Linked DNA regions of Homo sapiens: region 2 is linked to region 1. The links are chromatin loops, found by intact Hi-C in ENCODE. Cell type or tissue: OCI-LY7. All regions are shown on one strand. Links, peaks and the distances in the headings refer to the core of each region. The heading gives the core; the rest is flanking DNA. Region 1 overlaps ATP2B2 (ATPase plasma membrane Ca2+ transporting 2). Region 2 has its middle 18 kb from the start of ATP2B2.

Region 1 (15,304 bases), core at 3,920-11,919:
GACCCAAAACCCTTTCCAACTCCAAGTCCTCCAGCGTCTTTGAAACCAAGAACCTAAATTCCTCCTTTTGGAGGCAGGAGCCAGATAAGGTGTGCGTTCCCAGGAAACAGCAGCTCTTTGCTGTTCTCAGGGGCAGGAGACAGCAGGGGGCCACAGCCCAGTTTACAGCCATCATGAGGATGTTAGTAAGTTATATAAACAAGATCTTGGACATTCCACATTCCCACTCCCTCCAGCCCTGTAAGAATGAGGTCACGTTTGCTTATGTGATTAGCCGCTGTGGCACGAGGCAGGGGCCTTGCTCACGTGGCCCCCAAACCCCGAGTGGGCACTGGAAGGCTTCTCCCCAGGCCCTGGAAGTAAGCCCCAGAGGAGGCTGGTGGTCAGCTGGCCCTGCTCTAACCCTTCAACAACGGGGAGATCACTACCTGCCACCACAGAGCCGGTCTCTTAGACAACTCCAGTAGCTAGAGAGGCCTCCTTACTGGGACCCTGCCCCTCTAGAGCATCCGTTCCTCACGCCACAAGACAGCCACGCTCAGAACTGCGGGTTTCCTCTTGAAGGCATCAGGGTGGAACCCCTGAAAGAGAGCAGCCCCACAGGCTGACACTCAGGCAGGTCACTGGTGGCCAGGGTAAGGAAAGAGGGGCCAGGCAGTGCCCTCTGCACAGGGTACACAGGGAGGGTAGTGCCCTCCCCATGGCCCCTGCCCTCCTGCCCAGAGGCAGGCTGGGCAATGACCCAGCTTGAGACGATGGTGGTGGGGGCTGAAGGAGTGGCAGGTGCTGTGAATGGGGTGGATACAGGCGAGATAGTCAAGGCCGATTCCTTGTTTTTACCATTGCTGAAGGCAGAAAGGAGACCCCAGGCAGGAGCTGTCCCAGTCAGGCTTGGCCCCACCTTCTAACTCTTTGTACTAGTTTTCTAGGGCTGCCGTATCAAAGTCACACAAACTGAGTGGCTCAAGAGCAGTTTGCTGTCTCACAGTCCTGAAGGCTGTACATCTGTTTGAGACCAAGGTGTCAGCAGGGCTGGCTCTTTCCAGTGACGATAGGGAGGAGCTGTCTCTGCCTCTCTCTCAGCTTCCAGTGGCTTGCTGGCCACCTTTGGCCTCCTTGGAGTGTAGAAGCAGCACCCCGATTTCTGCATGGCATCTCCTTTGCATATCTTTGTGTCGAAATTTCCTCTTTATAAGGACACCATTCCTGTTGGATTAGGGCTTACCGTGATGCGCTCATTTTAGCTGGATTTACCACTATAATGACCCTATCTCTAAGCAAGGTCACATACACAGGTACTGGGGCTTAGGGCTCCAGTCTGTCTTTTGGGGGGAATACAACTCAATCCATAGTCTTCCAACTCCCTCAGCAGTGGCTTGGCAGGTGGATGCTGGAGTGCGCTCCTGGTCACTGTGGGGTGTGCAGGGAGGGAACGTCAGACTGAGCCCTTCCAGGCTGGAGATTCTAACAGGCTGTGGTCCTCCCAAACAACTGGATTTCCTGCCCTTGACATGTTCTCTCCCACTGAAAGACGTTCTGCAGCAAATATTATTTTATTATTTGTCACTGCCCTCGGGTAAGAATCACTCGTTCCATTGATTTCTGTTGTGTATAAAGGGGTGCCCCAGCTCCAGGCTGGTTTCCTCGGGGAAACCCTCAGCTCTGCTCAGGGCCAGCTGCTGGGGTAGGGTGGGGCGGGGCTGGGAAGCCTTGTGCCTTCTGATTGGCTGGCTCTGATCCGGCCTGATTGTCCCAGATATCCGTCTGTCATTACAGTCAGAGAGGACAGAACCTATCCTTATTATTGCAGAGAAATGGCGTATTTTACCTGAAGCATAATCCTTTATACATATTCTAAATCCGTGTCACATTCTGTAAGTAAAATGCCCCCAAATGCAAATGTCCCCCCAAGAAACTGAAAATACACAAATAGATCTGTCAAGTTTGCAGGAACTATGTATGTGGATGAGGCAAAGAGAAGTTCACCTGGCCAAGCTTACCTGGGGCCAGATCTGAGGAGGCGTTCATGGAAGTCTTTCCAAAGTCTTCGCCCAGGTCGAGACAGCCAATGGTTCTGTCTCAGGATGGACCGTCATGGTCAATAGGTGGTAGCGACCTGGGACTCTGTGATGAGAACCACATCAGGGTTTAATCAAAGGATGTGTGATTGATTAACAATGCCTGCCGTTGGCACAGGAAGGGAGGCTGTGGCCCATATGCCATGTGCGTCATCAGCATCTCATAGTCATCTAGTCCCCTTTCAGTAGAGCTGCCTGTGAGAAGGGCTCCTCTGGAATCCATGAAGGCAGGGGGAGTCTGCCTGAGGTGGTGCCCTCCCCCATGGCCCCTGCCCTCCTGCCCAGGTCCCAGAAGCCATCCGCAAGTGCCAGCGGGCAGGCATCACGGTCCGCATGGTCACTGGCGACAATATCAACACGGCTCGGGCCATCGCCATCAAGTGTGGCATCATCCATCCTGGGGAGGACTTTCTGTGCCTCGAGGGCAAGGAGTTCAACAGGAGGATCCGCAACGAGAAGGGGGAGGTGCGTGTCCCAACGTAAAGCATCCTCAGGGGAACGCGCTCAGATGGGAGCTGGGAGGTAGGGTGCTGCATGATTGTACAGAAGCCAGCCAGTGTGCTGCTAAGAGCCCAGTGACTCTGGGCATGTCCCCTCCCTTCTCCAGGCCTCAGTTTCTCTCCCCGACCCCACCGACCCGCCCCCTTCCCCATCCCTCTCCAGATTGAGCAGGAGCGAATTGACAAGATCTGGCCAAAGCTGCGGGTGCTGGCTCGCTCCTCCCCAACGGACAAGCATACCCTGGTTAAAGGTAAGACTTGGGCGGGCACGGGCAATCCTGAAGCCCAGCACCAGGCCAGAAGCTGGGCCCTCCTCTCCTGGCACTTGCAGCTTCTTCCCAGAAGGGAAGGGCCCCTCGCCCCTGACTCTCCACACCTGGGCACAGCCTTATGTCACCCCCTTTTCAGCCCCAGGAGCCTGCAAGGGGCCAGAAGGAGATGGGGCTAAGTCTTCTCTGTGGGCCTCCAACTCCCCTAGGAAGCAATGGACCTGGGCCTGTGTGGGGTCCCAAACTCCTGGCTCAGCGCTGAATGGGGCCCACAGACGTGTTCTATGTGGCCGGTACAGCGCCTTTTTAAATGATGGATTTGAAAGACTACGCAGACCCTGCTCTCTCACCTTTGACATAGTCCTTACTGCTGCTTGTTGTCTGATACTCAGCCTACTTCACTCGTTCTCAGTCTGGTCTCAGAGCTTTAAGTCTCTTGGTCTGTCTGGTCCCTGAGGCCCCCAACCAACGTTTGTGACCAGGACCTCAGGGATGCGCTCTCCTGGGAATAGCCACCTGAGGGATGAGACCAAAAGCCAAAGTCTTGCTCCTCCCTCCAGAGGGAGGGCACACCACTTGCTGAGCCTAGGTGGCCAGGTCCTGGGCACTTTTTATTTTTATTTTTATTTTATTTTATTTGAGACAGGGTCTCCCTCTGTCACCCAAGCTAGAGTGCAGTGGTGTGATCATAGCTCACTGCAACCTCAAACACCTAGGCTCAAGCCATCCTCCTGCCTCAGCCTCCCAAGTAGCTAGGACTACAGGCATGTGTCAACGTGCCTGGATAATTTTTTTTAATTCTTTATAGAGACAGGGTCTCACTATATTGCCCAGGCTGGTTGCAAACTCCTGGCCTCAAGCAGTCCTCCTGCCTTGGCATCCCAAAGTGCTGGGATTACAGGTAGGAGCCACTGTGCCCAGCCAACTGGGTATTTTTAGAGTCACGTGGTCCTGGCTTTGCCACTGACCTGCTCTGTGGCCTTGGGCAAATCCCACTCTGGGACTCAGTTTCCTCATTTGTAAAATGGCTATGGGAGCAGGGCTCCACTGGAGATCAGCCCTAGAACATCTTGGATTCCTCTTTCAAAGGTGCTGCCCAAGGACATTAATGGAAGCAGATCTGGCCTGGGGAGAGAAACCCAGAACCCCAGAACCACAAGGGAGCAGAAGGCGCCCAGCCCATCCTTATTCTTATTCATTCACTCATTCTCTCCATAACTGTTTACTGAGGTCCTGCCAGGTGCCAGCCCTGCTCAGGACAGGCCTGGTCCTGCCCACGTGGAATTCATGGGCCAGGCTGCACGCAGCAGGCATTGAATAAGTGGTCCCTGCATAGAGCAAAAGGCTGCACTGCTGGCATGGGGTGCTCTGGACCCAACACTGCCTCTAACTTGGACTAGGGAGGCTTTAGGTCACAGGCCATGGAAGGTGGGATGGGCTCCAGGGTTGGTAGGGCCTGTGCTTGAGGCAAGGCAGGGAACTGCTCTGCAAAGGGCTAGAGGCAGAAGATCCCCAGATGCCTTCAAGGATCTGGGCCAGGACCTCGGGGTGGGAGAGGGAAGCTACAGGAGACTGGAGCAGGTGGGAGGGCAGCAGATCCTGCAGGGCCGCCAATGCCCACCACGAGCACCCCGTCATGGCCTGCACCGTGTCACCAGGCACAGGAACATGGGAGGGTTTAGAGGGTAGAAGCATCATTTTAGAAAACTTACCCTGCAGTGCAGAGCACGGCCTGGCAGTGGAGGGACCTGTAGGATTGTCCTGCTTAAGAGTTGTCACCTGCCCACAGTGGTGACACCTCAAGTGGAGCTGCCAGGTGCGGGTCTGAGAAAGTTTGGGTAGTGGAGGGGTCTGGGCTGGGTGGTGGTTTGCATGTCATGGAGGGATGAGGAGCAGGAGGGTCTGGGATCCCATCAGTCTATACCTGTTGGAGAAGAGCATTGGACATCGAGCGAGGAGGGAGAGCAGGCCTGAGACAGAGTCCTGGGTGGCACATGTGGGTGGGGAGAGAGGAGCTGCAGAAGCCAAGAGCTGCCCGAGTGATGGTGCAGGCTGAGAACCTACAGAGGAGGCCAAGGGGAGGAGGCTAGAGGGGCAGGAGGATGGTCAGTGGGGAGTGGTGCCGGGAAGACAAGGAAGGAGGCCTGTGGAGGAGGAAGGTGTGGTCCATGGTGGAAATAGTTGCTGAGAGGTCTGCGGGGACAGAACAGAAATGTGACCATAGGAAGCAGCCACAGGGAGGCCCCTGGTGACTGCACACAGTCAGGCCACCCCAGGACTGGAGGCAGGGAGGCGTCTAGGGAGAGGTTTCCTCCCAGCTTTCCGCACAGCTTGAGCTACGCAACGGTCCGCACCACCTGGGAGCCACAGGGCAGAAATTTGACCCGTCCCTGCCTTGGAGGAGCCCCCAGGCTGACTGAGGGAACTATGGAAACTCAGGCCTAATGTCCCAAGGGGACAAGCTTGGGGAGGCTGAGTCCAGGACGGTGGAACTGAGGGGTCACCGACAGCTGGGTGGGAGCAGCCCAGAACGATTCCCAGAACACACGGCACTGCAGCTGGGCCTGAAAGAGGGTAGAGCTGCAAGGGAGCAGGTTGGGGGCACAGTGCCCCAGGTTATGGAACTCAGCGCCTCATTCCACAGGCTGCTGCCGTCTGCTAGGCACAGAGCAGAGAGATGCGCAAGGATGGAGCAGCACATAGAGTTACATGGATCTGATTAAGGGCAGGCAGGGATCCTCAGAGGGTCAGAAAGGCTTCCTGGGAAAAGCAGCCTCTGAGCCAAAAATACAGTACAGGTGGGTGACAGGAGTACCTCCAGCCAAGGGAACAGCCTGCCCAGACACAGGGCCAGTGAGAGCTAGCTCTGTGGGACCGTAAGCACAGATTGGGGGTGGCCAGGGGATGAGAGAAGAGAAGAGGTCAGGATGTGAGTGAGGCCTGGTCACAGAGGACTTCATAAGTGGAGCTAAGAACATGGATGTTATCCTGAGACCAAGGGGGGAAGCAGGAAAACGACATTCCGGGGATGGCTGGGGGACGGAACTGGTTCAGACATGGGTGTTAGAGAGATCCTGAGGTTGCTGTGGGGAAGCAAGTTGGAGGGGGAGTCCAGAGTCAGTGAGAGGAAACAAAGTGATGCTGGTGGCAGAGGGTGGAGACAGAGAAAAGGAAGGGTTTCAGTGGGATTTTGGAGCCAGAATTGGCAGGCCTTGGTGATACATTCAATGTGCAGAATGAGAGACCCATGGATGCTGATACCCAAATTCCTGTCGTGCCCATGGACATCCCTGCTCGCAAGCCCCATGAATGAGGAGTCCCACAAACTCCACAGGTCCCCACCGATGACATCCTTCACCCACCCTTTTCCACTGGCCCCAGCTCAGTGACTGGGGCCACATGTCATTTGTTCATTCTGTTATTCGTTGAATGTTTTATTGAAGATGAATGTCTGGAGGGAGGTCAGGGCCAGAATGGTGGGGCAGAGGTCACTGGCAAATGACAAAGCCAAGGCCTCCTCAGCAAGCCTGGACTCCCCAGGGAGAAAGTGCTGGCTAGTGGTGTCGGGAGGAACAGATGGTGAGGTCCTGCTGAAACCCTGGGAGCCCTGCTGAGGCAGAGGGGGCCCTGAGCACAGTTAGAGGATACAGTGTTTCTGGTTAGGATGGATGCCAATGTGGCCACAGGTTGCAGACAGCAAAGAGGGGGCTGGAGAGGTGAGCAGGGCCCGGGCCACAGGGGGCCCCAAGTCGGCACCAGCCCAGTAAGGAGCCCACTGTAACCTGCTGGCAGCTATAGGCCAGCCTGGAGCTGGGAAGAGCCTGGATGGAGGGGGCGGCTGGACAGGGACCAGAGAGGAAGCCATGCCCAGCCAGGCCCCTCCCGAGGACCAGGGCTGGCCCAGGCTGCCTCCCACCTGAGTGGCCCAGGGCCTGAGCACACTCCTGCCCCAACAGGCATCATCGACAGCACACACACTGAGCAGCGGCAGGTGGTGGCCGTGACGGGGGACGGGACCAACGACGGGCCTGCACTCAAGAAGGCCGACGTGGGCTTCGCCATGGTAGGAACGGCCCACAGAGGGCCTGGGGTGGTGGGGGCTGGGGAGATTGGACTACACAACCTTGGGCTGGCTACTCAGGAGCCCCAGTTCACACTTGGCCCACCCGCCATCTGCCGTGGGTGCCCACCCTTCTCGAGACTCAGCCTGACCCCGAGGTCTTCCTGGAAAGGCATAGGATGCTTCTTGCTCTGGGGGAGCTGTGTGAAGGGGGGCACTTGCAGGCTGAGGAGGAAGATAACAGAGGGGGAGAGGGGGCCAGGGTGAGGCTTCCTGAGGGTGAAGGGAGCTGGGTCTGTGAGGAGCGTGAAGAGTGGGGTGTCCCTGTGTGGTCTGGCTGTGCTGGGCCCACTGGGAGTTGTGTAGGACTGAGGAAGTGGAGGGAGTGAGGATGGTGATGCTAGAAGTGGTCACCTCCCCCGGCCACCCCACCCAGCCTCCTGTCCCTGTCCCCACAGGGCATCGCAGGCACTGACGTGGCCAAGGAGGCCTCAGACATCATCCTGACAGACGACAATTTCAGCAGCATCGTCAAGGCAGTGATGTGGGGCCGCAACGTCTATGACAGCATCTCCAAATTCTTGCAGTTCCAGCTCACCGTCAACGTGGTGGCCGTGATTGTGGCCTTCACAGGCGCCTGCATCACGCAGGTGGGTCCGCAGGAGACCACACCAAAGCCTGGGGGAGGGCGGAGACCCCCCACAGAGGCTCGGGGGCCTTAGGGTACTCCAGGTTGTCCCTGTCAGAACAGCCGGGGATGAGGCACCCATCGATGGAGCACCTGCTGGGGGCCAGGAACTGCATCACAGAGCTCAGGTGCAGGCACTGGCCCCAGGGGAGTCGAGGACATGAGGCTCAGAGAGGTGGCGTGACTTGTTCAAGGTCACCCAGCAAATGGGAGCTGTCAGGCTCACAGCCTGGCCCTCACTGCAGGAGGCAGGAGAGGGAATCCTCAAGAGAAGGCAGGGCCCTTGGCCACCACGAGGGCAGAGGGAGGCAGGGAGGGGCAGGCCAGGGCCCAAGGGGGATCAGGCATCCAGGTGAGGACAAAGAGCCAGTGGGGGCCCTGGGGCCCTGGCTCTGGACTGGAGTGTGGAGTGCCTTAGGAGGTGCTAGGTGGGGATAACTGGAGGGAGTCGGGGATCTTGCTCACTGGGAAGGTCACAGAGGAGTCTGGCCAGATACCACGACTGGGTCTGGAGCAGCCCTATGCACTGAGCCTGGCAGGCAGGCCCCAGATGTCTGCAGACTGACTGCTTCTTCATGCAGCTCCATGAGGTGGGAACTGTGATGATCCTCATTTTACAGAGGCAGAAACTGAGGCTCAGAGGATGGACTGGCCAGGGACCTGCCATTGTTCTTGCAGTCTCCTGATACTCCCCACAGGGGCTGACCAGCCTGGCCAGGGAGGCAAGAATGGGTCTCCCTTAGCCCCAGGGGATCCCCAAGGCCCAACACTCCCAGTAGCCACCTGGGCAGACAAGCCCATGCCCACAGGAGCCCCCAGAGGCCCAGAGTGCAGCACTGCCCCAAGAGCTGTGTGGCGCTGGAACACTGCTCCCCTCTGTTGCTTCCTGCGCTGGGGGAATATAGGTGGCAGCTCCGGCTACCCCAGCCCTGAGAATCGGAGCCTTGGGAGGGTGGCTGGGGGCTTCCTTTTGCTCAGAAGGGCCCTCTTTCCTGGCCTGTGGATGAGACACTCCCTCTAGTGGCAGCTTGAGGAACACTCCTGCGGCCCCAGCAACTTGGAAACCAGAAGGTCTTGATGCCAGATAGGGAAACTGAGATTCTGAGACCACTATCAGTTTGCCTGAGGTCTTTGATTGAGTTGGTGGCGAGGCCATGCAGCATTGATAAGAAGACGGGCACACTTGACCCTGAGGTATATGGAATTAGAGAAAGCCCGGGGTGGGGAGGACGGGGGCAAGGGGAGCGAGGCTGAGGCAAGGAGGAGGTGAGAGAGAAAGCCAGGAGCAGGGGCTGTGATGAAACCTGGGAGGTGATGAGTGGAAGGGATGCAGGTATATGGGGCTTTGGGAGAGAACAGAGGTGGGAAGAGCATCGGGTTTGGGCTGTTGAGCTTACAGGGTCTGGGGGCTTCCTGGAGGAGGTGTTCCACAGGCCACTAGACGGATGTAACTAAAGCCACAGGACGAGGAGGAGAATGGGGCTGAGGCAGGAACACAGATTTAAAAGGAAGGGAGGACGACGACCAGGAGAGTGGGGTCAGGATTACAAGTGGGAGTGCAGGGGCGAGGTCAGTGACATCTGGCCGAGAAGAGGTCCTGCAACTCGTGGCACAGAAGGTGCTGGTGACGTGGGCGGAGGGCATTCTGGGAACGTGGAGGGGCCAAAGTCTGGCTGCTGTGGACAAGATACGTGGGGGTGTGAGGAAGGATGGGGACAGAAGAACCAGCTCCTCTCAGCCAAAGAGACAGGTCTGAAAGGGTCCCTCCCAGAACCTGGACAGTGGTGACCTAAAAGTGGTGAGGTCCTTGACAGTTTTAGTTGCTTTTGCTATTCCTCATTTGCCATATTTCCTACCTTGAAATGTATTAATTTTTGAGTCATAGATACGCACAATAATTTTTTAAGGTAAGGCGGGATAAGAGGGGAGGAGACATTGGGGGGGTGGGGGACGGGCACTGTTTGTAGGATAGAAAGCCCGAGGGGGAGGAGGCAGTGGGGGGAGGAGGTAGGAGCCCATGCCGGAGGCGGTGGGAATGGTCTTGGCCTCAGCCAGGAGAGACCCCCTCCTCGGGGGCTGGAGGGGAGAGGGGAAGATGGTGAGATGCAGCTGAATTTACCAGAAGGCAGGGAGCTGGTGGCCATTGGGCCTGGGGGGACTCACTTATCTCCTGGCAGGGAAGATGTGGCTGAGGTGGGCAGGTCTGCACTGTTCTCCAGAGAAGGCATCAGAGAACAACTCCATGCCTGCTGGGGAGCCAAGGGGCAGGTCGGACTCCAGCCTCCAGCAGGAGCCTGCGGACACTACACCATGAGCCCGCCCAGCACTTCACAGCAGCAGGTGGGCGCACAGGTGACAGCCCTCTCCTGCCCGTCCCCAGGACTCCCCTCTGAAGGCCGTGCAGATGCTCTGGGTGAACCTCATCATGGACACGTTTGCCTCGCTGGCACTGGCCACTGAGCCGCCCACGGAGACCCTGCTGCTGAGGAAGCCGTACGGCCGCAACAAGCCGCTCATCTCCAGGACCATGATGAAGAACATCCTGGGCCATGCTGTCTACCAGCTTGCCCTCATCTTCACCCTGCTCTTTGTTGGTGAGCGCCTCGCCCACCCACGCCTCTCCCAGGCGGGGTCATCACCTTCTGGGTGCACCATGGCTCTCACCCAGCATTCTCGAGTCACAACCCCCTCCTGTTTTGCTAATGGGGAAATTGAGGCCCAGGGAGGTCAAGTAAGTTGCCCAAGGTCACACCAGCAAGTCTTGAACAGGGCCTGGCCCTGTCCCAGCTCTGGCTAACCCTAAAGCCATCAGTGGCTTTCTCCACTGGTGACAGCTCCTGGCAACAAGTACAGACCGTGCAAGGCCCTGACCGGGTGCTGAAGCACTGCATGGCAGCCCCAGAGGCACCTGAGGCTGGGAGGGGAGTGACTCACCCCTTCTCTGACCCATTCCAGCACCTTATCCTGGCCCCGTGGAAGGGACCCTCAGCAAGGCTTCCTGGGGCAGGGCATACACGCTCACACCACCACCGACTCTCACAATGCTTCCACTTGGGCTGCCTGGTTGGGTCTTCCACTCAGTGAGGCAAGCACATTTGCCTCCACCCCACATTACAAACGAGGGCACCAAGGCTCAGAGAGGTGAGGTGACTTGCCCAAGGGCACACAGCCAGTCTGAGGAAGAGTCTGGGCACAGAACCAGGTCTGGCTGGGGCCAAGACTGGCCTGGTTTCCACAGATGCTTCGGAGGCAATCCCAACAAAGCCTATCCCCAGGTCACAGATGGGGAAACAGAGGCCCAGAGAGGGGAAGGGTCTGGCCCGCAGTCCCACATGGAATCAGGGCCAGTTCTCTCCTTACAGGAGCCTCCCGGAGCTGGCCTTTCACTTGTCCTCAAAGCCCAGAGTGTGATGGAGGTGGGCATGGATCCATTCCTCAAAGGCAGTTAGTTGCCTTTTATAAATTTTGAAAGTAGTGTGTTGTCAGGACACATTTTACTGTTGTAAAACTTATCATGAAAAAGCTTAGAGGAAGCCACTTATATGCAGAACTAGAAGAGACTCAGAGGAGGTGGAGGGGTTGGAGAGGAGAGGAGAGCGGGGGTCCTGGTCGGCTTGCTGGCTTGACCACTTGAGCAGCACCTACCCTGGGTAGTCTTGGGACATCTCACACCCAGAAAACTCCACAAGCCTCCTGGCACCACTTTACTCAGCTGTGCAAAAGGACACAGGACTTGGCCAGGTGCAGTGGCTCATGCCTGTAATCCCAGCACTTTGGGAGGCCGAGGCGGGTGGATCACTTGAGGTCAGGAATTCGAGACCAGCATGGCCAACATGGAGAAACCCCATCTCTACTAAAAATACAAAAATTAGCCGGGCGTGATGGTGCGCACCTGTAATCCCAGCTACTTGAGAGGCTAAAGCAGGAGAATCACTTGAACCCAGGAGGCGGGTGTTGCAGTGAGCTGAGATCACGCCACTGTCCTCCAGCCTGGGCAACAACGAGACTCCATCTCAAAAACAAAACAAAACAAAACAAAAAGGATACAGGACTGCATCAGACACCCTATCAGCAGCGTCTACACAGCAGTGCCCTGCCATGTGACAGCTCAGGTGTTAGAATGAAGCCACATGGGAGGGTCCAGAGCCAGCCTAGCCCAGAAGTCCTGGGCTCCATATAGGAATTGGCATCTCTAGTAACAGCCCCATGAGCTTGTAGAGGTCTCAGCAAGGGACATGCTCAGGAACAAGAAGCAGCACTCTCGGGGCAGCGCAAAACCTCCCGCAGGTATCCTGTCCTCGCAGTCCAGAATGAGTTTTCCAGTCTGAGGTCACTTTTTAGAAGCCATGTCGCCCACCTTTAACACAGCCGGCCGTCCACCTTTATCGGGTTTCCACAGAAAAAGTGGAAGACAGTTGCCCAAGGCCTTTCTTCCCCAGAGGAGAAAGGGCTTTGCTGACCCTTCAGTCCTAGTCTCTGACCAGCTGACAGCACAGCCCTGGCCCCCCACTGTCCAAGCATGCCTTGATGTCTTGGGGATTCACGTCACTGCTCAGAAGAGGCCCCCACGAAAGGCCAGGCATCTCCCCTCTGATTCCCCCACCACTGCCTTCAGCCCAGCCCCACTCTCTCACTTGGCAGGCGAGAAGATGTTCCAGATCGACAGCGGGAGGAACGCGCCCCTGCATTCGCCACCCTCAGAACATTACACCATCATCTTCAACACCTTCGTCATGATGCAGCTCTTCAACGAGATCAACGCCCGCAAGATCCACGGCGAGCGCAATGTCTTTGACGGCATCTTCCGGAACCCCATCTTCTGCACCATCGTGCTGGGCACCTTTGCCATCCAGGTAGTGAGGCCCCCACCCTAACCAGGCCCGGGGTGGGCAGCAAGCGGCTGGAGCCCCTGGGCAGGACCCTGAGAGCCCAGCCCTCTGTGCTGGTCCCTGATGGCCTCTCTCTCTCTCTTTCTCTGCTCCCCTGTGACCTCCAGATAGTGATCGTGCAGTTTGGAGGGAAGCCATTCAGCTGCTCTCCACTGCAGCTGGACCAGTGGATGTGGTGCATATTCATTGGGTTAGGAGAGCTCGTTTGGGGCCAGGTAAGTTCCTGGTAGGTCGCAGGAGGTGCCTGTTAGCAGGGCAAGGGAGACAGCACTGGATGGAGAATCCAGGACCCCCAGGAATGGGCTGCCAGACCCCAGGCAAGCTCCTCCCTATCTCTGGACATCTGAGCAAGGGGGTTTGTCCCAGGTCCTATACTGGTCGTCTGGGTACTACTGCTCTGATTTTTGCCTTATATCTATCTACCACTGCTCCTGTTGTTTATGTAATATTTTCTCTCAATCACGTCAGCTTTTTTAACTTAAATTTGTTTTTAAAGGCAACGTCCTGTTACTAAGACAACTGAAAAATCAGTATCACTTGTCATAAATGGAAGCTAACAAAAACATTAATGTAATGAGAATGACATTATTAAACTCCAGCTAGAAGCCATGGCCTGCCAGGGATTCAAGGCTGGAGCAGCTTGTTAGGAAGGGAGATGAATCAGTGGTCTGCGGGCGCTGGTGGCCGGCTGGCGTCAATCAGGATCCTTTAGAGCACTCAGAGGGAACGCAAGCAGGACACACTCTGCCACATTGCGGTGTTACTCAGTGCTGTGCCTGTGGCCATCTGTGGCCTCAGTGCTGTGCCTGCCCCAGCTCTGGGGCTCCTTGGGCTGGATGCTCTTTAGGGGCCCTTCCAGCTTTGTCCCAGAATATTCTCCCACCAATTCGTTTTTCTACGTTTGCCCAAGTTCCAGACCCTGTCACAGCTCTGAGAGCATGCAGCCCAAAGGCTCCTGACCCAGGACACAGGGCTTGGGAGGAGGGCCCAGAACCAACTCAGGGCCTAAGGGGCCTGATTCCCAAGGTGCTCACACATCCAGGCAGTGGGACCCCATGGGTGGGAGGCATTTTTCTTGCCTTCAAGCTGTCTGCAGGCTAGAGTGAGAAGCTACGGGGGCAAAAATTAACTAAAAGATAAATAAGAAAGTTTAGTTTCATCCAAAAGGACTTCCTGTAACCTTTGGGGCTGCTTTGGAGAGTGATAAACCCCTGGGCACCCTGGGGGCCAGGCCATCTTTATCCCACTGGGGCCCACCCCCTACAGGAGGCTCTTGGGGGCTGGGCCCAGTAACTGAGGGAAGGATTCAGAGGACAAAGGTTAATGCCAGCGGGCAGTGCTGACTTTACACTCCCAGGGAGCCCCCTGAGGCTGCATTCATGCCAGCGCCTGACTGCTCCTACAGGAAATGGAAGGGGCCTCTGATATCTGCCACCGCAGCTTTCCTGTAGGGCCTGCGTCTGGGTCCTCAGCCCCATGGACAAGCCTTTTGGGGAAGATTAGGAATGAAGGCATAGCTCTTTCCCATTCTGCCTTCCCAGTCCAGGATTGGCTGCCTTCAGGGTCCAGTGACCTCAGGAGGAATAAGGGACAGAGGAATAAGTAACCCCAGGAGAACCGAGGGCCAGCCACGGGCCAGGCTCATGCAGGACGAGTTAGACCCTCCACCGTGCCCAGTTCTCACCATGCCCAGAGCGGCCCCCACTTTACAGCTAGGAAAACCAAAGCTCGGTGAGGTTAAATGACTTGCCCGAGGCCACAGGACCAGGGTTGTCTGGGGTATTCAAAGCCACATCTGTCCAACTCCTAGAGGCCAAGATTGTCCACTATGTACCCTGACTCTGAATGAATGAATTAAAAAGCAAATTGCACTCCAGCCTGGGCAACAAGAGTGAAACTCCATCTCAAAAAAAAAAAAAAAAAAAAAAAAGACATTGTCAAAGACTGGGCTGAGGAACAGGTGAGGTGGGTGAAGGAGTAGATTGATCACATGCCTGGGTGAGCGGGTAGGAGGAGGGAGGTAGAGGAGCGGGTGTCAGGGAGAGAAGGCCACTGGGAAGGACAGCCCCACCGTCCTGACAGACAGGGTCCCTTGCAGGTCATCGCCACCATCCCGACCAGCAGACTCAAGTTCCTCAAGGAGGCAGGCAGGCTCACACAGAAGGAGGAGATCCCGGAGGAGGAGCTCAACGAGGACGTGGAGGAGATCGACCACGCGGAGCGGGAGCTGCGGCGGGGCCAGATCCTGTGGTTCCGAGGCCTGAATCGGATCCAGACACAGGTACAGGAGGCTCTTGGGGGCTGGGCCCAGGCCTGGCCGGGGCGGGCCAGGGGATGGAGGTGAGTGTGCTTGTGCTGCCCCCCAGGGCCCAGCTCTGGTGCTGAGGGAGGGTGGCTACAGAGGGGTCCCGGCCAGCTCTCACCAGCCACTTGCACACCCACTCCTGTGGCTGCTAAGGAACAGCACGGCCTCCTCAGAGAGGTCCCATTGTGCCCTCTCAGGGCAGCACGGGGAAGTGGTAGGGGTCACACCCACCATGGTCTCCAGGGGGATTTCCCTGAGAGGGTGGGGAAGGGTGGCTCTGAGGGCAGAGGTGAGTGAGGGGACTGTCGCTCAGGGCTGGGGGCACCCACCCACAGGGGCCGTGTGAGGCTGGACAGAAGCTGCAGGCCAGGTCGCCCAGGGTCCCCCAGGGCGTGGTGGTCAGGGGGTCCGCCGCCTCCACGGGGGCTTCAGTTGCTCTCCCCAGCTTCCCCTAGGGGGTGGAGAGGCTCTGGGGAGCAAAGGTCAGTCATCCTCAAGCACACACAGACACACAT
Region 2 (15,304 bases), core at 4,809-12,808, 180 kb before region 1:
TCTGCTGGGAACCAGCACTCTGACCCGGCACTGTCTGCGTTTCCAAGTCTGGGGTCAAAGCCACTGGCTCACTGTCGATGGGACATTCAGCAGCACTACTTTTGGGGCAGGCCTGGGCTGAGCCCGAGGGGAGGGAGTGTGTGCCAGCAGACCCTCAACCCTGAGGGCTGACCTGTTCTCTCTGGAGCCAGAGTGAAAGGTCCTCCCAGAGGCTGCCCCTCCTGCAACTGCCAAGATGTTCCAACCACAAAGCAGCTCGAGTCACTGCCTCAATAAGGGAATCAGGGAATCTTGTCACTCTCTTTGCCAGCAGGAACATCCAGAGAGGAAAACCAACTGAGGGAAGTTGTGGAGTCAGAAAACGTTTATGGAAAATGTTTTACCCCAAGACTGTGCCAGAACGACAACTAAATCCTCCCCAGCAGAAACCCTTTCTAACTAAAAATGACAGGCATCTTTCCTTATAAATAAGTTCAATCGGCAGAATTTCCACGTCAGCAACGTATTAGGCAGTTGTAATCAACACCAGTTTACAAAGCAACTGACTCATCCCTCCTTAAAATGTGGGCAATAATTCCCATCTGAGGGGCCTTGCTGGGGGATGGGAGCCCTTTGTAAAAGGTGGAAATTGGCACAAAGTAGGGCTTTAAAAGGACTTGAGGATTCTTAAACAGCTTATCCTTTTGGGGAGTTTGAACTTTTCCCTGCAATCCTGCTCTCTTCAACGAGAGAACGAAGGAAAAAAACGTGAGCCCTGTCTGTGGCCAGACTGCCCCAGTCTAAAACTCAGGGAAGGGAACAAAGAGGTTGCATCAACACACACCCCAAACCTCTGGTAACCACTCGTCAGAGCCAGGGAGCTGTCGCACTAGGCCTCACTTGGGGAGGAAGCGTGGTGCGGTGGGACACTCCGGCCGCAGGTCGTCTCCCCTCTGCCAGGTGCAGGTCCCGGCTGTGCAGTCCTGGACAAGTTTCACTTAAGTGCTTCTCACCTCAGTTTTATATTCTTTAAAATGGGAGTCCTCCTTTTTGAGGATGTCGGAAGGATTCGATGGAAGAGAAAATAGGATATGCCCAGCTTAGGGCCTGGAATATTGACAACTGCTCAGTGAGTTTTGTTCTTTTGGTGGTCCCCGGTGGGAACAATCGCCTCAAATGGTGAGGACCTCAGGCGCCTTTGCTGGGACTGTGTCGGTCGCTCTCAGCCACCTGAGCACTGCGAAAAGAGAGTCTGTCATCTGTATTAGTTTGTGAGGGCTGCCGTGACACATGACCACAAACTAACAGAAATGTGTTGTCTCACGTTCTGGAGACTAGGAGTCCAAGATCAAGGTGTCAGAGGGCTTGGTTCCTTCCGAGGATGGGGAGGCTGACTCTTTCCCGGCCTCTCTCCTGGCTTCCAGTGGTTCGCCGGCCATCTTTGGAGCTCCTTGGAGTAGAGAAGTAGCACTCTAGTCCCCTGCCTTCACATCGTCTTCCCCCAGTGAGTGCCTCTGTGTCCAAAGATCCCCTTTTTGTAAGGACACCAAATCATTCCAGATTAGGGCCCATTCTAGTGGCCTCATTTTAACTTGATCACCTCTGTAAACACCCTCTGTCAACGCCCATCTGTACCTCACATTCTGGGGTATGAGGGGTTAGGACTTCAACCTATCTTTTTGGGAGGACATAGTTCAACCCTTATCCCTATCATAATGATTTGAAGCTGATTCTGGACAGACCACCAGTTCTTTCATGATATTTAAGTTCCCAAATAGACTCGAAGAATATTTTACATCATTCTCTAGAAGTCTGACATCCTTCTAAAAATCACTGATATCTTAGCTTCCAGGAGATGCCCATTGGCATCTTAAACTCCAATCTGAGACTGTGGGGTCATTGTCTTACATAAAGAGCCTGTAAGTTTGAAGCTGAGCTCTTTCTCAGCACAACTATATGCTAGACTCTGGAGACACGGGAAGCCAGGGACTTAGCTTTCAAGGTGGTTACAGGCAGGAAGGCCACAAAACAGGTAAGTACGCAACTGGCTGTTGTTGGATAGGGGAGTACCAGGAAGATCGTTCCCAAAATAATCTTCAAAGCGTGAGAGAAAGAGGTTTTCTTCCTGGGTCACCTCCTGTCTTTGTTTCCCTAGAGAAGTAATGTCCTTCCTGGGTGGTCTGAGAACCTCTGGGGAGCCCCTACTCCCTCTCATCAGTCACTTGACTTTCATTCTGAGATAACACCTGCTCTTGAGTCTTCCCCCGGGAAGGTGGGAAGTAGCACAGAGACATGAGCCCATCACCCCCGCTTGGCTGGGATGCCCAGAGAGGTGGGGGGTCAGTGCTGGACCCCCTTTATTGCCAGCTCTCCATTTTTTTCCTCCCAAGTCATCTCATGGATCTGGGAAAGTTAACTAAGCTTCCCCATCCCAAATATGAGCAGTTCCCACATTGCTTGAACTGAGAGCCTACAATCCATATTCACACACTGACACCAGCACCAAGCAAGTAGCCGGGATCACGGGCATGAGCCAACGCACCTGCTTAAACCGTATTTTTAAAAGCAAAAGGCTGGGAAGCGAAGGAAGTCGCTAGGTTGACTAAATAATATGTTTGCAGCATAGATGTTCTGCTATTTGTCAAACAGGAGTTGCTGTGATTAGCAAAATATCAATTCACATAAAAGTGAAAAATATATTCAGGGGTGTGTTCCTTACACCAGAAATATTTAAGATAAAACACACGTTGGCACACGAAGGAGGAAGATTACAGTGGCTAGGAAACTTGCTCATGTGGAAAGTGCCCCTTCTCCAAGGATGCTGGAGGAAGGACAAGTTGCTCAGCAGGAAACAATAAATGTTTTCTTCCTGTTTCTCTATGAAGAGAAAGTGATCAGGCACATTATAGGGCACAAGCAAGGAGTGTCATGGGGCCCAGAGGCAAGGTGGGTGGGGGACTCTGTTACCCTTTTTTCCCCTTAGTCCAGAGAGGCTTCCTGGAGGAAGCAAGATTCTGTGCTGTTTGGCCCAGGCTCTCCTGGCCTGGCATTTCCCCACGTGACTTGTTTCAGTGGAAGCTTCCTTGGGTTGGGCCAGATGCACGCGTCGTAGCCACCCTTTCCCCACGTTCCCAGGGCTGCTCCATGCCAGCCAGTTGTACAGAGAGTCCTCAGAACAAAAGAACTTCCAGGTAGCCAGGGCTGAAGCCAGGGTATTGCTGATAGGATCAGGAGCCTCATGCTCGTGAGAACAAAAGCCCAAGAAGAAGCCAGGGGTACAGAGTTATGCCCGCCACCCATGTTGCTTTTGACAGAGACCACTGTTTTGCCGATTACCGCACTGTGAAGGCCAGCCCACAGACCTTAGTGGCCAGCCCTGCTCCCCTGCCCCTCCCCACCCCACCTCCCTCCTCACCGATCCTCAGGCCAGAAAGGGAGGCAGCCCTGCTGGCAGCCAGGCCTCGGTGCCGTGGCCACCTTGCAGGGTGTGGCCATACGCTGCAGACTTCTGCAGTGACTGTAGGTGCTGGAGCCGAGCAGTCAGAGAGGGTACTTGTGTCCGTGGCCTGAAACCCAGCGGGGACACCGGGTGATTCACCGCCATCTCTGGCCAGGTATGGGAGGCTGGGTTCGCGAGGCACTCCCCACAGCCCTGGACTGGTTGGTCTCCTCAGAAGCCTGGGTCTCCAGTTCAGGGCAGGGCAGTGGTGGGGAGGTAGGGGGTTCCTGAGATGGAAAGAGTATAAGGAGAGGAACCTGTGAGGCTTTGAGTCCTTGTCTCAGAGGGAGAGTGGAGGGCAAGCCCTGGCCCAGGCAAGCTCTGTAGGTATTGATGAGGAGCCCCAGGAGGGACTGTCTCTGGCCTCACCCAGCTCCATAGGAGTGCTCCCTCCAGAGGGCGGTGAAAGAGTACAAGAGCGTGGGCTCTGTAGCCAGAAGACCCAGGTTCAAATCCTGACACCCAGGTGTCCATTTGGACATTTACCTCCATCTCTCTGTGCCTCAGTTTCCTACCCTGTAAAATGGGGGTGGTGGTAACAGTTCCTATTTCATAAGGCTGTGTGAAGATCAAATGAGATAAGCGAGGGAGCCCTTCAACACAGGCAAGTGTCCAGTAGGTGCTAGCTCTGAGCTGCCCCCTTTCCCTCCCTGAACATGGGAGCCGCCCTCAGAGGCAGCAAGGTTGATGCTGGAAGGAAAACTACCTGCCCAGCTCAGAGGTGCAAATACAGAGGAGATGACCTAGGTCATGGTGTCAGTTTCTGAGTCAGACAGATTGGAGTTTGAATCCTGTGTTTGCAAACGGTTTAGCTGGGAAGGCTTACACACGCTCTCGACCCTTTGACCCCATTTTAAAAACCCATGAAATGGGGATAATAATAGGACCTAGCTTGTGGGTTATGTATAAGGATGAAATTACGCTGTACACATAACGGGCTTATCCCATGCCTTATACTTAAATTGGGAGCTAGTGTCACCACCACCACCACCATCATCACTATCATCATGGTTACTATTATTGTTATTATTATTAGGAAATAGAGACTCAGAGAGGGGAAGGGACTCGCCAGCAGTCATGTAGCAAGTCAGAGGGCAAGGCAGGACCCAGTCCTGTCCTCCTACCCCTCAGTCCCTATTCTTTCCACTCCCCACACCCCCTCACTGGCCCTAATGGGTCCTTCTTGGCCATCCGCACACTCATCACAGACAGCTCCCGCTGACTTCATTGGTTCTGGGCATGGGTCTGGGGGTGCCACACAGGGGAATCTGGCATCCCCCCAAGAGGTTGAGCCAGCAGACAGCCCAGGTTGGAGGCTACCTTGTCCCCGTGACCCACAGCACCCCTCTAAAAGCCCTCCCAATCCCTGTGTCCAGGGATCACTGGCCAGGGAAATCTCTGAGGGGGCGGGATATAGCTTTGGAGGAAGCTGTCAGGGAACTGCAGAGCTCCTCAAGCTCCTTGCACCCCAAGGAACTCCTTAAATAGGGAATGATTGGAACCCCAGCTTCCACCAAAGCTTCCCTGGGCTTTGAGGACAGTCTGGGGGTCATGCTCAAGGGTCTTCTGCTTCTGTTGGCCGGTACACACCGTCTTTGCAGGCTTTGCTCTGTCTCTCCCACCTCCTGGCCCTCCCAGGCAGAGATGAACAGAGACAAAAGAGGAGGCAGAGGAGAGAGGAGAAGGAGAGGATGGGGTTTGCTGTAAGGAGAAGGAAGGCTCACACACCTGTTTTAATAATACAAATATTACACACACAATAATCCTCATCATTCCTATTTATTGAACACTTACTGTGCACCAGGCACTGTGTTAAGGACTTGATATATACTGTCCCAGTTCATCTTCACTACAGCCTTATCAAGTAGAAAATTATTATACCCACTTTGAAGATGAGTAAACTGGAAGGGTCTTATTCATCTACTGTGTAATGAATACAGTTGCGAAGCAGATGATACAAAACAATGACAGAGAATGAGTGAAATATAACAGGGAGTCCTGGGGACTGTGGCAAATTGGAGAACCTTTTTTTTTTTAATTGAGGCATGATACACATAGTAGATAAAGTGCACTAATTTTAAATGTACCACTTTTTACACGGGTTTACACTGGTGTAACCACCGCCCAGATTAAAATATTTCTTGTAGCCCAAAATACCCCTTCTGAGGTATTCGAATTTATTTTTTCCAAATAATATTCTGCAAAACTGTCCCAGCCGAGAGGAACCTAAGGAGACATGGTGACTAAATACAATGCAGCACCCTAGATGGGGACCTGGAAGAGGAAAAGGGTGTTAGGCAAAAACAGAGGAAATGTGAATAAAGTGCGGGTGTTAGTTAGTATCAACATATCAATATTGATTCATTGATTATGAGAAAGGTATCATTCTAATAGAAGATGTGAATAATAGGGGAAACTGAATGCAGGACAGACAAGAACTCTCTGTATTGTCTTTAGGAATTTTTTTGTAAATCTAAAACTCTTCTAAAACAAAAAGGTTATTTCAAGATATTGTACAGATAAGGAAACTGAGGCCCAGAAGAGCAAAGCCTCTTACTCAGGGCCCCACAGCAGCAGTGGACTAACTACAACCAAAAGGCTGGTCGGTGCTTTAGCTGCCAAGGGTGGAGTTAGGGGATGAGGGTGTCAGGGGTGCTGAGGTCTTCTTGAATCTGTAAGTGCCTTACAGCAGACTCACCTCTGCAGGAAGCTGGCTACACAGCTTCCCCTCTGCTGCCTCCTCCTGAACTGTCCAGGGCTGTTTGTTGAAAACCAGTTCTCCCACTGGCCTTGGCCCCAGAGGGAGTGTTCATAGGTAGCTCCTGTTCTGAGAGCAGGATGTCACCGTTCCACTCCTGCCAGTCTCGATGCAGGTATCTCTGAGCCTCCCATGCCCAGCACAGGGGTGGCATGAGCACAAGGTGTTGGTTGAGTGTTGGATGGATAGGTAAGTGAAAAAATGAAGGATGGAAGAAATGAATGGCAAGCTGGGTGGTTGAGGGGATTCCAGGGTGTTAGAGACTGCCAAGAGCATGGACTCTGCAAACAGATGGCCAGGGTCAAACCCTGACTCTCCCACCTCTAGCCAGGAGAGGTTACTTAACCTCTCTGTGTCTCAATGTCCTTGCCCCAACATGGGGAAAATAGTATACCTGTCCTTAGAGGGCTGTTCAGGTTAAAGGAGTTGATTGACATGAGGGAGGGAAGTAATAAATAGAAGAGGGAAGGAGAGCTGGGGAGATGATGAATTAGTTGTCATATTGAGAGATGGAAACTTGGACAAAGCCATAAGACTGGCCATTCTCCCAGAAAAGAGGAAGAGGAGCAGCACTGTACAATGGTTAGAGCACAGATCTGGAGGCAGAGCTGCCAGGGATCAAATCTCAATGCCGTCACTTACCGGTCATGTGACTTTGGCCAAGTGAGTTAACCTCTCTGTGCCTCGGCATGCTCATCTACAAAATGGGTGTGATAGCAATGGCACTCGCCTCAGGACGTGGCTATGAGAACTAAATAGTTGCCTGGTGTGGGTATAGTGCTTAGAATTGTACCTGATACGTTTACTACAACCCTGGCATATCATGAGTGCGTTTTAAATAAATAGGAAAGGTTTTGTGCCAGAAGCCCACCCCCTCCCTTGAAGAGGCTCCCACGTTCAGGATGCAGGTCCAGGCGTCACAGACTCACTTACCTCCTGGGTCCAGGGCAGAAAGTGCCCTTAATGAAGTCAGCTGGAGAGGGGATGACCTAGTGGCCACATGTTCATCTCTGTGGCCTCATCCGCCTCCAGCCAACTCTGGATGGGCAATGCTCACGATATTTTAAGAGAAGACAGAAATCTGGATTCTTATGCACAATCCCCCCATTTTTAAACATTGGCATTTAATGCAATTTTATTTTAAGCTCTGAGCAAAACAAACAAATGTATTTTCAGTGGGCTGCTCTCACAAGTAGCTGGTTTGTAGATTCCCTCCAGTCTAGTCCTGCCAGTTCACTTTCTTTTATTTTTTTTTTTTTCTGCATTTTAGAGAAGAGGAAACGGGGGCCTAGAGATAAATGCCTGGGCTCTGATATATTTGACCACTTAGTGGAGCCAAGTTCTCCTCTCCCCTGCTACCAGCCACATCCAGGATCCCCGAATAATCAAGCGGGGGAGGAAGCATCAAGGGGGCATTTTTCCTGTGAACCACGGTTTTTCCGATGGCATATTTGAAATATGATTTAGGTTAGCCAGACACCATTTGCACCATGTGTCAGAGGTGCTGCTGCATATAAAGCAGGAGCCTTCACCACTTCCAAAGCTGTAGCAAAGATTCGCAATTTATGGAACCCAACTTCACTTCTAGCCCTGGCCCAGCAGGCTGGGCACCAGGATTCCGCCTTCCATGAGCAATGAGGGCTAGGGTGGCCTGCCAGAGAGGAGTAAGTTCTATGGTGAAGGAAGTCACAAAGTAAATGCTAGAGAGGCTAACAAAAGTTGGGGGACATGTTCAGGAGAAACGTTTAAGAGTGATTTTTTTAATAGAAAGTTAAAAGCTTGTCATACTCTGAACTTGGATTGTTTTATTCTTTTCTATTGAAAACTGCTGTCTGGTTCCCACCTACTCAACCTGCCTGCACCTCCACCTTCCCATCTACAAAATGGAGACAAAATCATAACTCACTTTGTACAGCTTGTGATGAGGATGGAATATGACACTTGTGGAGGATTAAACAATAAAAACCAGCCATTGTCACTGTCAGCAGCTGCCAGCCCACCTGTTTGCACAAGCAGTGGCTCAAGAGCCTTTCACTCTTGGCCTCTCTTTACCCTCACTATCCACATCTGTGACCTTCACTTTGAAGAGTCCAGTGCATCTATCAGCTGTGGAGCACCTATTGTGTGCCAGGTCCTGTGCTAATTCTTCCACCTGTGTCCTCTCCTGTAGTCCTCAGAGCAACCCTGGGTGCCGACATCATCGTCACCATCTCTGCAGCTGAAGAACCTCAGGCTCTGGGAGAAAACATGAGGCATCCAAGGTCACCCCCAGGTGTCAGTGTGACCTTGAGCAAGCCCCATTACCTCTCTGAGCCTCCAGCTTCTTCATCTGTAAAAGGAGGTTCAGGACACCTGCCCCAGGCTGCTGTGAGGCTCTATGAGGTAATGACTTCAAAAGTGCACCATCAGCTGTAGATCCCAGACAAACGGATGGTGTGGATGTGAGTCCTTCAGAGGCCTACTCCTGTTCGGGATTCAGCACATTTTAGCAGTAAGGGCTACTGAGAAAAGTTATTTCAAGTGTCTTTTTCTTGGGTGGTTTCCAAACACATCTCCTTTCTCCAGCTAACAAGTCCAACACTGGCTTCAGCAGAAGCTATGCACACAGAAAGTTACTTCCAGTGGAATGACCAGGAGGTAGAAGGGAGATAGGCATGATGGTCACAGGGAAGAGAGGATCCCAGGGAAGGTCTCAGGCTGTGCAGTCAAACAGATATGGGATCAAATCCCAGCTCCTCCACTTACTAGCTGTCTGATCTTGAGACAACTAGCTAACTTCTCTGAGCCTCACACAGGGGGTTATTATGATGAGGGGGATAAGCACAGCAGCTGAGAAAAGGCAATACACACGTACTGAAAAGGAAGCCTCCTCAAATAGGGCACAGCAGTACACATACACGGGACCACGAGGAGCTGGAGGGTGGACACTGCACTTTTCATCTTGGCAACCTGGCTCACAGTAGGTACACAGCATACATTTTTAAAAATAAAAATTTACATTCATTTTCCTTTCTGCCTTGTGCCCACCCACATAATCCCCCTTGTCTTTCAATCCCCAACCCCACTGTCCCACCTCTGTGAACTGTGAAAGAACACAGACTGTTACCTGACAAACGTGGGTTGAAGTCCAAACACTGCCCTGCCTGGCTGGATAGTCTTGGATAAGTTACCTCCCCTCGCTGACTCTCAGTCTCCTCTTCTGTAAATGGGCTAATATTGCCTCCCTAGCAGGGTTGCTGTAAGAGTTAGAGATGATGTATGTGGCTGGCGTGGCCTCTGACACAGAGTAGGCATTCTGAAAGTGGCAGCAGAAATGCTGTTGTTCCTTCCAAATGTAGCCCATGGCCACCTCTGGCTCTCCACTCACACTCAGACTAACTCCCTAAGGAGTTCACAATCAACTTGTCTCTACATCTCAGATATCACAATACAAGCACCTTGGGTGTATATATCTCTAAAGAGTGACATTTCACCTCCGTTCCCACAATCACTTTACACAGTTTCCACACTCTCGCTGCTTCTATATTGGTTGGACTTGGAGGGATTAACAATGTCCTTAAAACACCTTAAAAAGGAGCATCAACAGACAAATCATTCTGGATCAAGAACAAATGGCCCAGAGATTAAACACCTGTCCATAATCACCGACATTATCCACTGGCTATGGGTTTATTCATGCCCATGAAAGTTCCCAGACTGAAAGTTCATGAATGAAGGATTTTCTGGTCCTGGATACCATCTTATCCTCAAAGATAGCCTGCAAACTCTTCACTGTTACTTGACTGATTGTTTATGGGGGCTTCTCTGATGCCTCCAGATCAAGGCTAAATTCTTGAGTGGTAGGATTGGCTCTGCTTCCCTGTGAGGATTTGTGTGGGGGCAGGTGCAGGGCTTGGCAGGAAACCCACTAAGGTGGGTCACACAGGGGCTGGGGTGCCACAGAGGGACAATCTACTCCTTGGGATGTGTGCCCCGGAAGTCTGAAGCTGGCAAGGGTCTCAGGCAAAACCTTGTCCAATGTCTGGCTAATATCCATTTACCTTGCACGAAATGCAGACCCTGTTCTGGGAGCCCCCTCCTCAGAACTGCAAACAGAGTCTGCCCTGTTATTAGCTGGAAAAGTCTGGCTTTAACACCTGACACTGTGGGAGGATTGCCACAGCCACATGCAAGGGGCTTGGAGAGTTTATCTGCAGTGACATAGTCTAGTTGCCACTCTGAACCTGCAGTGATGTGTGGCCTGCCGAAGCCACGTATGCCATATAGTTTGTTCCAATACAAATCAAAATAGAAAGGCACTCTTTTTTATTTGGGTAGGCAAAGAAAAAAAAGAAAAAAAAAAAAAGAGGCCAGGTGTGGTGGCTCACGCCTGTAATCCTAGCACTTTGGGAGGCCCAGGCAGGCAGATCACTTGAGATTAGGAGTTCAAGACCAACCTGGCGAAACCCCAGCTAAAAATACAGAAATTAGCTGGGTGTGGTGGTGCCCGCCTGTAATCCCAGCTACTCGGGAGGCTGAGGCACAAGAATCACTTGAACCCAGGAGGTGGAGGTTGCAGTGAGCCGAGATTGTGCCCTGCACTCCAGCCTGGGTGACAGAATGAGACTCTGTCTCAAAACAAAAAAAAAGTAAAAGAATATTTTTATAATCTCTAAGTCCACCCTCTCTTCTTCTGCATTCATTTAGGATTTCTCTCCACCCGCCTCCCACAGTGAGGAGGTGAGGGGTTCTCCCAGCCTCCACTATTACCTCGCAAGGGCAGGAGTCTGATCTTAAAACCGGCACCCCCCTCCCCTGCTGCTTGCTCCAGCACTGGCTCCAACACCTGGGCCTCTCCCTCCAGGCCCCTGAGCTAATTACAGGCTTCCCTAAATCATTGTAAGGAAAAGCTAATTAAATCAGGGTTGGCCATTAATTTTCTGGCTAAGGACAGGCAGCCGACACCTCTCTTCAATTCCAGAATCCAGAAACCATGGCTTGGAGCTTCCTTTGAGGTTGGGAATAGAGTTTTATCTGTTAGGGCTGATTTTAGGAAGAGCAGCATGTCCCAGTGACCATGAGGGATCAGGGTGGGGACCTGAAAAACTGGGCTGCAGCCAAATGTATATGGTAAAGGGTATGAGGAGGTGAAGTCAGATGTCCCTGCACCCACCAATAGCAGTTGTATGATGTGAGAAAAACCCCTGCATTCGATCCCAGTCCTGCCACTTGCTAGGCAGGTATCCTGGTCCAGAAGTCTCCACATGCAAGGCAGGCAGCATCAGTGCTGGCACAGAGAGTGGAGTGAGTTCTGAGCCAATGTTTGTTGAATGAACAAGTGACTGCTGAGTGCCTGGCTCAGTGCCACACATACAGTAAACACCCAAACAATATTTGTTCTCTTGTCCCTCTTGGAATCTTCTTTTGGAACTATAACATTCATGGGACGAGGTGGCTTAAGTTCCTAAAACCTTTCTATCAAAACATTCATTGGAAGCTTTCCTCCTTTGAGATCAAGGGTGAGAGATGTCAGAGGTGGGGTAGGGGCAGGGGACACAGGAACTGAGTTCTCCACTCCTAGAACTCCAACGCCTCTCACGTACCATCAGATGCCAGCCTGCCCTGCCATGCTGCCATGCGTCAGCATACCTCTCTGTAAAGCTGGGCACCTTGACAGGAGTCCCAGCTGTGACTCTTCTCTCTTTCTTGCTCTGTTCCCTCATTAGCCAAGTCCTCAATAGCCCCTTGAAAGGCCCGGACATTGCACATTGCACCTTCATTATTCACTCCCGCCTCGGCCACTTTATTGCAGACGGTGAGTGATGTGCTTAGCTAATTCAGGGGACCCCAAAGGCAGGAAACAAACAGGGCAAATCCACAGTATGGCTGAGGACCACTCTGTGTGTCAAGTTCAGCACAGTGCCCGGAGTACAGATTCTGGAGTCTGGTTTGAATCCCAGCTAGGTGTTTGACCTTGGGCAAGCTGCCTAACTTTTCTGTTCCTCAGTTTCCTCCTCTACAAAATTGGCATGATGATACCAGTATGTCCCTTGTGGGGTTGTTGTAAGAATTAAATGAGTTCATAATGTGCCAAGTGTTTAGACAGGGCCTAGTGCACAGTTGGTGTTCCATGAACATTAGTTATTACTCATGATCTCAGAATGAATATCTCAGTTTATCTTCACCACAGCCCAGCCTGGCCGGAGAGTATGATGGCTCTTACTTTACAGATGAGGTCCAGGGAGGGGAAGCCACTTTCCCATGGCCACACAGAACAAAATCCCTGCCCCACACCTGTCCCCGACAGAGGGGAGACTGACAGCACCTGCCGGTGAAAGCGGGGCCCGGGGCAGGGCAGGGGTAGTGAAAGGAGCTTTCAAAGAAGGGCCAGGCCTCCCTCAGAGGCATGAGTGGAGTTGGGAGGTGGCTATAAATACGCGAGGCGAGGGGCTCTGTAACTAGGCCAGGAATGTGTGTTAGTCATTGAGGTCAGCACGGCCGCAGCGGCGCTTGGCTGGGAGAAAGCGGATCAGGAGTGGGCTCAGGTGAAGCCAGAGAGCTGAGGCCAAGGAGGGGTTTTGCTGGGGCAAGAGTGGCACTCTCAGCTTGGGGGCATGCTGGCACCCCCAGACCTTTGTCATGGGACAAGGGCAGATTCCCAGGAATGCCTCCCCTATCCCTTCTAACCTCCGAGAAATCCTTCTGTAGTCCAGATCGGATCAAGCCTCCAAGCTGCCTAAACCCACGGTCCTGGTTTCCAAAGGCAGACGCGAGTCCGCATTTTGGAGGGGGGCAAGCACATCCTCTCTAGTTTAATACCTGTGCACTTACTTTGATGTGTTAGGGGAAAAATACAACTGGCAAGGCAAATCCATGATATTGTGACTATGAATGCTTAAGATAACACTAAGTAGAGAGATACATATGTTTCTAAAAGGGAGGTGATTTCAGGACAGATGCAAAGTATATGCTAGAACTTGCAGACTGGCAAACATCATTACTGGAGTTTGAGGGTTTCTGGTCCACAGACTAAATGCAAATCTTTTTGCTGTGAGGTTTCAAGCCCTCCCCACCCCAACCCCACCCTACCTTCATTCTTGCTGTGCCTGCTACCTGGAATGCCTCACTGGCAAAGGTGAAATGTGCTCCTCCCTGCAACCTGCACAGGCTGCCCAATCCCCCGTCTGTCTACTGCCATTTCCCACACTGTGTGAGGTCATCCTATCTGCAGCCATCGCTCCCTCAACGACAGGGAAAGCAAGCTCTGTGTCTGTCTTCCTACCTGCTGTGCCCGGCACAGTGCCTAGAGCCAAGCACAGGCCCAGGACGTGACACCCAGTTCACATCCTGGAGCTGTCACTGCCTGGTGCGAGACTGTGCATGTGCAAGGCTCTGGGCTCAGTCACCTCCCCATGTATCAGATGGGGATGACAAGCTTCCTTCTCCAGTGGGGTTGCACGGATTCAGTGAGTTTACTCCACCTCAAGGCTTTCTTAGCCCGGTGCCTGGTATGTTCTGGACACTCCACAAGTAGTGGCTGAGTAGCAGTATCATCAATGCTATTGTCATTATTAAGGGCCAGTGGATATTCATTAAATGAGTCCATAGTGTTATAGGCTGAAGGGGAGAGAAAAAAGAATGGAGCATGTATGCATTTAGGCTGGAGAGAAAATTCTCAGTGGCTATTTTCCCAACCCCTCTCATTTTGAATATGGGGAAACCATGGCCCACACTGCATCCCTGGGACCAGGACCCAGAATATTTGTCCTTCAGTCTATGGTGCTCCACCACCACCTCCCTCCCCAGGCTGGGGGAAGGGGAAGGGGTGGCCGAGGCGAGATGCATCTGCCCAGTGTGACACTTGCAGGTTCCCCGCCCCCAGCCTTCCTCAGCTCCTCGGTGTAGACCCAGTCGACCTGGTTAGGAGTTCCAGGGCTGTGGCCTGCACCGAGCTGGCAGGAGAGTCCTCACTTCACCGAGGCAGTGAATCAAAAGGCTCATTCTTTGTAGACTCCTCAGATAGGTAGAAGCAGACTTGACCTTTGTCGTTTTGTTATTTTTAGCAGAGCAGGCAAGGAATGATAAAAACCTGTACAGGAGCTGGCTATAAATAGCATGCCTGTGGCTTTTTTTAAGAAACACACACACACACACACACACATCTGAAAATTGTAGATCTAAACAAGCATTGCCCTTCAAAGTAGAATAACAGCATTAGCATGACACTTTACAATCAGCAAGCCCATTTAAGCTGTCACTTCAGCTCACCGTACAATTCCACAGGGTGGACACTTCCATCATCTCCATTTTGCAGATGAGGAAACAAGGAATGAAGTCAGCCAGGAAGGCTGTGGGCACGGCACCTGGCACGTGGCGAGAGCCCTGTAAATATCACTTTCCTTATCACTGAATCTCCGAAAAGTTGAGTAACTTGTCCAGTGCCACGCCAGGAGAAGGAAGAGAAGCAGGACAGATGCCAGGGCCACCTTTCTCCAAGTCCATGAGTCCCCTGGCTGGGGCTGAAGGAAGAAGAGTTAGACCTGGAAAGGTCAGAGGAGTGGCAATGGATGTTATGGGGACAATGGGATGAGAACTGGAACGACAGGATGGTATCTGAGGTGCTGGCAGCTAAGAGGGAGTGGCTGTTTGGGAAGTGCCTTTGGGGTCAGCAACAAGAGAGGAAAAAGGAGGAGAAGAAGATAGAAGATCGCTGGCCAACAGTTTTTTAGGACAATGCCATGCCAGGGTCACCTCGTCCGGCACTGCCCTCCTTTGGGCAGAGTGGGAAATGTCAGTAGGCTCCATGGTGGGAGGGCTAAGAGCAGGTTATCAGCACTGGGATGAGAGCCGACAGAGGCCCAGGGGCTGGGGCCAGGGCAGCCTGCAGCAGGGAGGAACAGGTCAAAGGCAACTAAATCAGAAAGGGGTCCTGAAACTTGAAAGGTAATGAACTCCAGGTAACCATGTTGCGGGCCTGCCCAGGGTTCTGTGGTGTGCTGGTAAGTGTTTCACAACCAGCTCTCAGGGAGGTGGATGTCCTGCTTTCCAGTGCTTGCCAATTTCTGTGGTGTCAATGCTCCCACCTTGGC

What was found. Peaks named below come from ENCODE experiments on the same cell type or tissue, not always from the same donor. Only the 100,000 strongest peaks of a DNase experiment are listed, where the experiment ranks them.
Region 2: it touches region 1 in a loop (8-fold over the local background); 4 of 110 quality-filtered maps call a loop at or near these places.

The regions. Positions count from the first base shown.
Region 1 is chr3:10,337,637-10,352,940 of GRCh38, reverse strand. It overlaps ATP2B2 (ATPase plasma membrane Ca2+ transporting 2), which reads left to right. Exons shown (of 23, transcript NM_001001331.4): 15 at 2,364-2,543; 16 at 2,742-2,829; 17 at 6,804-6,910; 18 at 7,366-7,557; 19 at 9,976-10,189; 20 at 12,237-12,448; 21 at 12,592-12,699; 22 at 14,583-14,765. Among named protein-coding and RNA genes, the nearest start is that of MIR378B, 15 kb to the right of the region's middle. RefSeq lists a silencer at 392-565 and an enhancer at 13,087-13,654. In OCI-LY7, for the core only: CTCF peaks have their summits at 8,390 and 8,613 (motif pointing left); DNase peaks (open chromatin) are centred at 7,740 and 8,600.
Region 2 is chr3:10,516,035-10,531,338 of GRCh38, reverse strand. It overlaps a transcript of ATP2B2 not described here. Among named protein-coding and RNA genes, the nearest start is that of ATP2B2, 18 kb to the right of the region's middle. In OCI-LY7, for the core only: a CTCF peak has its summit at 8,519 (motif pointing right); a DNase peak (open chromatin) is centred at 8,528.